2 separate regions of the Mus musculus genome follow, and region 2 is linked to region 1. The links are chromatin contacts, found by Hi-C or POLR2A ChIA-PET in ENCODE. All regions are on one chromosome and are shown on one strand. The core of a region is the stretch at or near the end of the contact, and the rest is flanking DNA. Distances in the headings are between cores, read along the strand shown. Region 1 has its middle 17 kb from the start of Hlcs. Region 2 overlaps Dyrk1a (dual-specificity tyrosine-(Y)-phosphorylation regulated kinase 1a).

Region 1 (4,046 bases), core at 961-3,460:
GACCTTCTAGATTGGTGTGATCCGGCTGGAATGACACACCTATAATCCCTCAGGCTGGAATGTGGACCACCCTTAGTACACACCTTTAATCCCAAACAATGAAGGTAAAGTTAGTTTGTAGAAGGAAACAGCCACAAAGTGATGACACAGAGAAAGATATGATAGAAAGAGTCAGAGATAGAATATGCCCAACTCTTGGAAGAAAAGCATTGGAAGGAGAGGCTACTTATGAGTACCACAGAGGGAGCAGGGAGAGAGAGGAGAGAGGAGGCAGTTTTATAGGAACAGGCTGTAGGTGAAGACAGAAGATTGCTGGAGTTAGTTTGAGACCAAGCAAAGCAATTCAATGAGAAGCCAAGAAAAGCCAGTTTGGATCAGTCAGCTTGGAGAGGAGTTTGAGCCAGAACAGCTGAGTTGAACCAGCCAGCCAGAGTTCAGAAAGAGCTAGGAAGGGTGAGTTTATTCAGCAGTAAGCCTCCGAGGTAACAATTACACCTGGTGAATAACTTTTACATGTGTGTGTTTGTGTACGTGTATACTGTATGTGTGTGATGGGATGGAGGTTTCCCCCACCCATAAACCATAAGTCAACAAATAAAAACCCCAGTGCCAGGTATTGGATACCTCTGTCTGAGTTGTTGGCCAGAAGTGTTCCAGAAACCTCCAAAATAATACAAAATATCGCTGATGCTCTTGGCTGCCCCTCAGAACTTGATAGGAAGACCCTGCTGCTGAAAACACAAAGTTGTCACCAGACACGGAGAAATCAAGTTAGTATTGACCAGCGAGTGAGTTTACTCCATGCTAGCCTGGCTTCAGTGTCAGAGGTACTCTGTAGGCTGCATAGGGGAAACCATGAATAATCACACCCAGCTTCAAACCCTGTAATAAGGAGCAGCATGGGAAGATATGCCTATGCGTGAACTCAGATGTTATGGAGATAATTAACCACTTTCTGATTGGATTTAAGCCAGTCCCCACCGGAGGAACTGCATACTCGGTGCTGTGCATCTAGCCAAGAAGCCATGATTAGAAGCTCACTAGCCCTAAGAGTGAGGCTCTTACTGTTATTCTGTTGAATGGAAATAGTATGAAACTTCCCGCCAAACACTTACTTCACACCCATAAATTAGTGCAGCTCCCAGAGCTCAGAGAAGGTTTCTGTAGTGGACAGTAGCTAATACAAAATTCACAAGTGGTCAGAGAGCAGAGAAGAGGTGCAGGGCAGTGCTCCCCCACAAATGTGACACTCACACACAACACACACAGAGACACACACACAATAGACACAAACACAACACATGCAGACACACACTCTCACACACTCTCACTCACAGACACACAACAAACTCACATACAACACACACACAACACTCACACATATAACACACACAACACAAACTCACATACAACACACACATAGAACAATCACACAACACTCTCACATATAACACAGACACACAACACAGGCACTCATACAACACACACACACAAGTATGAAGTACAATTACACACAGGGCCTTGAGAGTTAAGCTAGTAACTAAGACTGGAATAAAACATCTGTTAGGAGCTGGAAGATGACTTAGCAGTTAAGGGCATTGGCTGCTTTGCTGCTTTGCAGAGGTCCCAGGTTCAATTCCTAGCGCCTACATGGTGGCTCACAACCATAGGACTTCAGTTCCAGGGGATCCAACACCCTCTACAAGCACACATGTGGTGCATAGACATATATGCAGGCAAAACACCAAAACACATAAAATAAAAATAAATAAAAACATAGACGCTAAGACTGCAGCGGCTGTCCAAAGAAACCTGGATTACTTGGAAGTGGCGACCAAGAAACTTGACACAGCTTTTGAATGTATTGCTATTCAATACATTATGACATTGTGGAAAGACAGATGGACATATGCTTGTGACACTGCATGCTCACACGAAGACAACACTAAACTCTTCCAAATACTGGCATTGACCCAAATCTCCATTATCAGTGGGTTTTGATCTCAACTCAGTTATTTTAAGGTCAGGAGTTTCATATTTATTTGTTCTTCCATTCAGATTTTAGATTTCTACTGCTTTCCACAAGTGCTTTGGAGACCGGTGAATCTCTGCACACAATGCTTCACACGGTACTGCTTGGGAAAATCTCCTAGAGGCATCGCTCCAGCTAATTACAGACACCGCATTGCCCAAACTCTAAATCTAGGTCAGAGCAGCCCCAGGATAATGCCAGGGGCATTTCTAACTTCCAGGGTTCCCAGGAACACGAGGCTCCTTTGTACAAAGCACGCACCAGCTTACAGAGAGCATGGCATAAGCTAGCCATTTGCCCTACAAGTGGTAACAAAGGAAGAATAATTTTTTAAGGAGTAACCGTCTAAGCTGGACATTTTTAAGCGTTCAACAGAGGAAACACTCTGCAAACGTTAGTGCATGCAGAACATTACAGAATGTTTTCTTCCCAGAATGATTTGCGATTCGGCTGCAGAAATCATGACCCTTCATCCATAAGCATCAGGGTGTATTTCCTAAGACCGTGTCTCTTACCCAATCATGCTGCAGTAACTGAATTCAGATTTAAATTTCCCCACAGCTAATGACTGCCAGCTGTACGATTCTCCCAGGACTATCAGGTTGCATCTGCTGTGGTTTGAATGTGTCCCCCCAGAGCCCTGTTGCTGAATCTCCCTGGGTTTGCAGAGGGAGCTGGGACTTAGCTGGGGTGGTGATGGGTCAAAAAGGCTCTGCTTTTGTGAATGGTTTTAGGCAATCTCCAGGGAGTTGGTCAGCTGGCTGGTCAGCAGCTTTTCTAGACAGTGACCCTTCTTCACTATACGATGACATTTCAGGGTGTACAGTTTTGGCACGTGACAACAGTTCAACCCACACTGGTCATGCTGACTCCCAATTTCATGGTGTAGGTGTGTCCAACAAATTCCTTTTTAATCTTCATAAAACATTGTGGAGTGACACTCTGAAACTGTAGTGTTTACTCCTTGGTCATTCACCCAATGGTTGTTTGTGTGTCTCAACCACAACTGTCTCACTGGGTTGTTCCTCCAGCATCTCGTTACGTAGGTTTGTTCTACTACAGCTCAGAAATGCCCCCGTTCTATCCTCTACCCTGCTCACCTGGCTGATTTTACATTTCATTTGCCTTTTGCTTTTACTCTTGAGTGGCGGACTTTTTTTTCTTTTCCCGTGTGTGTGTGTGTGTGTGTGTGTGTGTGTGTGTGTGTGTGTGTACACATCAATGCACGTGGATGTGCTTGCACCTGTGTACGCATGCACGCAGGGTGGCTAATCCTCAATCATTCTTCCACCTTATTCACTGAGGCAGGGTCTCTCAATCAAATCCAGAGCTCAGTGATATGGCTGGAATGGGCCGGCCACGTCACCACGTCACGAAGCCTTTATGTGGGTTCTGGGGCTCTGAACTCCAGTGTCACCCTGCACAGCAAATGCTTGACCACTAAACCATCCCTGGCTCCAAGTCTTTCCTCCTCGGTGTCATTATCCAGTACTGCCACCATTCACTCTCATGCTCAGGTGGTGCCAGGCTTGACAAATGAAACTCCACGCCCTCTGGTGTGCGTGCCCCCATCAGCTCTCTGGACACCTCTGTGCTTTCTGGCAGGAGCCATTCCTGGCTCATCTCTCACTCTCCCTGAAGGAGGCATTTCTCCAAGGACCGCTGGCTCCTTTTCAGGCACAATGATATTTAGAAACAAAGATATGGGTCCAGGGAATTCCCTTTCCTATGGGTGGCCCTGTTCCCAGTCTCCTAGAAATAGTTGCTTAAAAATAAATCCAAATGAAAACATGTCATTCCAACCCATGGGGCCCCCTTTTCTCCTACTGAGGACTGTGGACCTCAGCACTATCGTTCAATTTAATCAATTTAATGACTTACTTAAACCTGCAATGCGTGCATACGCACGCACGCACACGAACACACACACACACTACTTAGAAAACTGCTACATGGGACCATGACCAACGACTAAGCTCAAGACCCCTCTTAGCTTTGGTGTCCACATTACATA
Region 2 (4,046 bases), core at 990-3,489, 320 kb after region 1:
CTCTTTCTTTCTTTTTCCTGGAATGGATAAGGTCCCGCAATAACAGCTGAACATAACAGGTTTACAGGTCTGTTGAACAAATTAGAATAAAACCATTAGCAATCTGTTGATGGTGATGACATTTTATTTTCCCTAATATATTTTCTCATGTAAAGAGATCTCTAAGCAGCTGGCCAGTGCTGGAGTATGCCTTTAATCCCAACACTTGGGAGGCAGAGGTAGGTAGATCTCTGTGAGTTCCAAGACAGCCAGGGCTATACAGTAAACTTTTTGGGGTGGGTTGGGGGCAGAGGGAATCCCTGAGGCTTTATAACTATTTTTTGATGTGATAAGGTACAGTAGCTTGCCAGTTTGGCTTTTTGTTTTTTGTTTTGTTTTGTTTTTGTTTTTTTGTTTTCTTCGAGACAGGGTTTCTCTGTGTATCCCTGGCTGTCCTGGAACTCACTCTGTAGACCAGGCTGGCCTCGAACTCAGAAATTCGCCTGCCTCTGCCTCCTGAGCGCTTGGATTAAAGGCGTGCGCCACCATCGCCCGGCCTCAGTTTGGCTTTTGTTCGTAGAAATAATCACTGTTTGAAACAGGAACATGTTTTCTTAAATAGTCAAATCAGAGTTTGCATTATTAACAGTGATTTAAATGCTTGACTGAATTGAAATAATATGCTTGTTTCTGAAAATAATTTTGCGTTTATGCTTTATGTTTTTAGAAAATATTATAGATTTGACTATTGTTTAAAATGTTTTAAATTTTAATTCAACAAATAAAACAGAAAACCCATACCAAGAAACCTGATGTCGATAATCCCTTAAAAGATAAAATGGAAGATTTCACTTTTGTCAAAGATTTACCCTGTCTTTTACCTAGACTTCAAGGAAAGTGTAGAGATCCATGTTCCCAGTGGCTCGGTGTTAGAGAGACTAGTAGTTTTATTATCATTTTGGCCTGATTGGTTTTTGTCAGCTGGGCATACAGTAGAGTTATCTGGGAAGATGAACCTTCATTGAGAAAATGCCATCATCAGATTGGCTTATAGGCAAGTCTGTAGGGCATTGTCTTGATTGATGGCTGAGGTGTGAGCTCCAGCCCACTGTGGGCGTGCTGTTGTAGAAGATAGCATTTTAAGCAAGCCAGCAAGCAGAGTTCCTCCGTGGTCTCTGCTTTAGCTCCTGCCTCCAGGTTCTTGTGTTAACTTTTCTGTATATCAAGAACTATTATTTGTTTGGATGATGAGATCTGTAAGCCAAGCAAACGTCTTCTTATTCAGATTGCTTTTGGTCACGTATCACAGGACTAGAAACCTAAGACACAATTCTACAAATTACAAATCATCTACAAGGAATTTATTGTAAATTTTTCTTTTAAAACAGATGTGCCACATATAGTAATTTTAAAACATGGCTGATAATTAAAAGTGGAGTAATTCCCTCCTTGTAGTGTGGTCAGGTGGTTATTTTGTTTTGTTTTGTTTTGTTTTTGTTTTTTGTTTTTCTGAGACAGGGTTTCTCTGTGTATCCCTGGCTGTCCTGGAACTCACTCTGTAGACCAGGCTGGCCTCGAACTCAGAAATCCACCTGCCTCCCAACACCCGGCTGTGTGGTCAGTTTTAATAACCTTTTGGCGGGGGGGGGGGGGGGTGGTGTTAAAGATTTATTTATTTCTTATGTGTAAGTACATTGTAGCTGTCTTGAGACACTCCAGAAGAGGGCGTCATCTCGTTTTACAGATGGTTGTGAGTCACCATGTAGTTGCTGGGATTTGAACTTAGGTCTTTCAGAAAAGCAGTCAGTGCTCTTAACCTCTGAGCCAGCCACCCCCCCCCCCCTTTAAAAATGTTTATTTATTTTTACTTATATGAGTACACTCTAGTTGTTTTCAAACACACCAGAAGCGGGCATCAGATCCCATTACAGATGGTTGTGAGCCATCTTGTAGTTGCTGGGAATTGAACTCAGGACCTCTGGTAGAGCAGTTGGTGCTCTTAACTGCTGAGCCATCTCTCCAGCCCCTAGTAACTTTTCTAATGGACATACTAAGCAATGCCACTGCTGCCTGGTTCTCTTTTTGTCTCTGAATATTAATCTCTCTGTCTCTCTTAATGTTCAGCCTTGAAATCTGGGCTTAATGTTGAGAGGAAGCCAAATGAGCTCATGAGAAAACCTCCTGTAGATGACTGGCTAGGTCCTCAGCTCTGGATCCTAGCCAGCGTAAGCTGCTGGCTTATGAGTGAGCAGGTTCCCCGTGGTCCTCACTCCTTTCAAGGCACTAACACTGAGTGTGGGAGTGATTCCCCCTGCCATATGCTGGTGGTTTGAATATGCTTGGCCTAGGGAGTTGGCACGGTTAGGAGGTGTGGCCTTATTGGGAGGAAGTGTGTCACTATGGGAGTGGGCTTGGAAACCCTCATAGCTATCGGTGAGATAGACTTCTGTTTGTCTCCAAACAAGATGTAGAACTCTCAGCTCCTCCTACAGAGCCATGCCTGCCTGGATGGTGCCATGTTTCCTGCTATGATGATAATGGACTGAACCTCTGAACCCAATTAAGTGTTGTCCTTTATAAGTGGTGTCTTTTCACGGTGGAAACCTAACTAAGGCACATATCCTACCCAAAGTGCAGTTTTATATGCAAAATAAACATAATAAATGGTTGAGTGTTGCCTTGCTGTGAAGTCAGACAGCAGCTGTGTCCAGGGCTGTTTTCCAGTTGTGTTCTGAGAGTGTCACCATGAAGTCTGACCCAGGGTCACTGCTGAGACCCCACAGTTGATGCCATAGAGGCAGGACACCCCAGTTAGTGACAGGCTACCTAGGAGAATGTGCACCATTCATTGGTGGGGCCTAATTCAAGACAGGAGGCTGAGACACATGACTGAATCCAGGGAGGACTCAGTATTGTCTTCCTGTGCACCCACCCCCTTTCACTTTCCTCACTTAGGATTTGTCCTTCACTGCTGGTACCACTCCAGGCACTCTGTGACTTCCACACGTGTACGTAAGCAGTTGCTGATAGACCTTCCTGTCCTCTTTTTGATTGGGTTGGAAGTTGGATGGACGGAGGGGTTTGCTCAGTACTTCATCAGTGCTGGCACTGCATGGAAAGCTACGAGCAGTTAAGTTGGTGTTGTGCCTGTAACGTGTTAGTTGTAACCAGTGCTCACATCCTACAATCATGGTCACTTAGGCCATGCTCAGCCCGTGTGCTAAATTCAGGCTTTCGTTTCCCTTTTTTTTTTTTTGTTTTTTGTTTTTTGTTTTTTTTTTGTTTTTTTTTAATAATTAATTTATTTATTATATGTAAGTACACTGTTGCTGTCTTCAGACACTCCAGAAGAGGGAGTCAGATTTTGTTACGGATGGTTGTGAGCCACCATGTGGTTGCTGGGATTTGAACTCCTTTTTTGCTGGGATTTGAACTTGACCTTCGGAAGAGCAGTCGGGTGCTCTTACCCACTGAGCCATCTCACCAGCCCCCTCGTTTCCCTTTTTGATATGCTTTAAGGTCGTCATTTCTATGCCTGCTTAGAAACCTCCAAGGTTTAGTGCCCTTTGGAGATAGAGACAAAAGGGAATTTGTTTTTCTTTTTCTTGTTCACATTTTTAGGAGTAACTCCTTTAATTTCTTTAACTTTAAAGTTCTTTCTTGATTACTTACATGATTTCTTAGATACAGTGATGGTTTATTGCTGTGTTTTTATATTCAGAAAACTACTGACAGTCTGCCAGGAAGACAGAGTAACTCTCTCTTATACCGTCCCTTCTTGCCATGCTCTACTAGGGCTCAGCTTAAAGTTTTTAGTTAATTAACATTCTATACAATTCGTTTCTGACTCATGGATTTTTAGACAGTCTTCCTCCCCAAGATAAGAGCAACCAAACTCATTTGCAGTGCCTAGCCCACCAGATGTGTATGCTGTGGCACAGGTATATAAACTTGTAGCCATTTTCAAAGTTATAGCTACAGCTCGTTGTTTTGTCTTTAAAAACCTGATGACTAGAGCCTACTATTTAAAATAACTTATAAGGTCAGTGAAAGGGAAGGTTTGCCTC

The links. A loop is a pair of places that touch in the nucleus more often than their neighbours do. ChIA-PET counts read pairs that join two places held with the same protein, here RNA polymerase II (POLR2A).
Region 2: a map of regulatory T cell shows a loop between it and region 1 (2.6-fold over the local background). The contact joins two enhancer-like sites. A Hi-C loop is called at or near these places in 1 of 37 maps with a recorded cell type or tissue (regulatory T cell). POLR2A ChIA-PET finds 5 or more read pairs at or near these places in 1 of 5 experiments (Patski).

What each region holds. Positions count from the first base shown.
Region 1 is chr16:94,305,552-94,309,597 of GRCm38, forward strand. It overlaps a transcript of Hlcs not described here. Among named protein-coding and RNA genes, the nearest start is that of Hlcs, 17 kb to the left of the region's middle. Within about 2 kb of position 2,211, at least 1 of the 3 ENCODE cell types and tissues checked has a DNase peak (open chromatin) inside an H3K27ac peak, as active enhancers do.
Region 2 is chr16:94,622,807-94,626,852 of GRCm38, forward strand. The region is part of intron 2 of Dyrk1a (dual-specificity tyrosine-(Y)-phosphorylation regulated kinase 1a); the gene reads left to right. Among named protein-coding and RNA genes, the nearest start is that of Dyrk1a, 55 kb to the left of the region's middle. Within about 2 kb of position 2,240, at least 1 of the 3 ENCODE cell types and tissues checked has a DNase peak (open chromatin) inside an H3K27ac peak, as active enhancers do.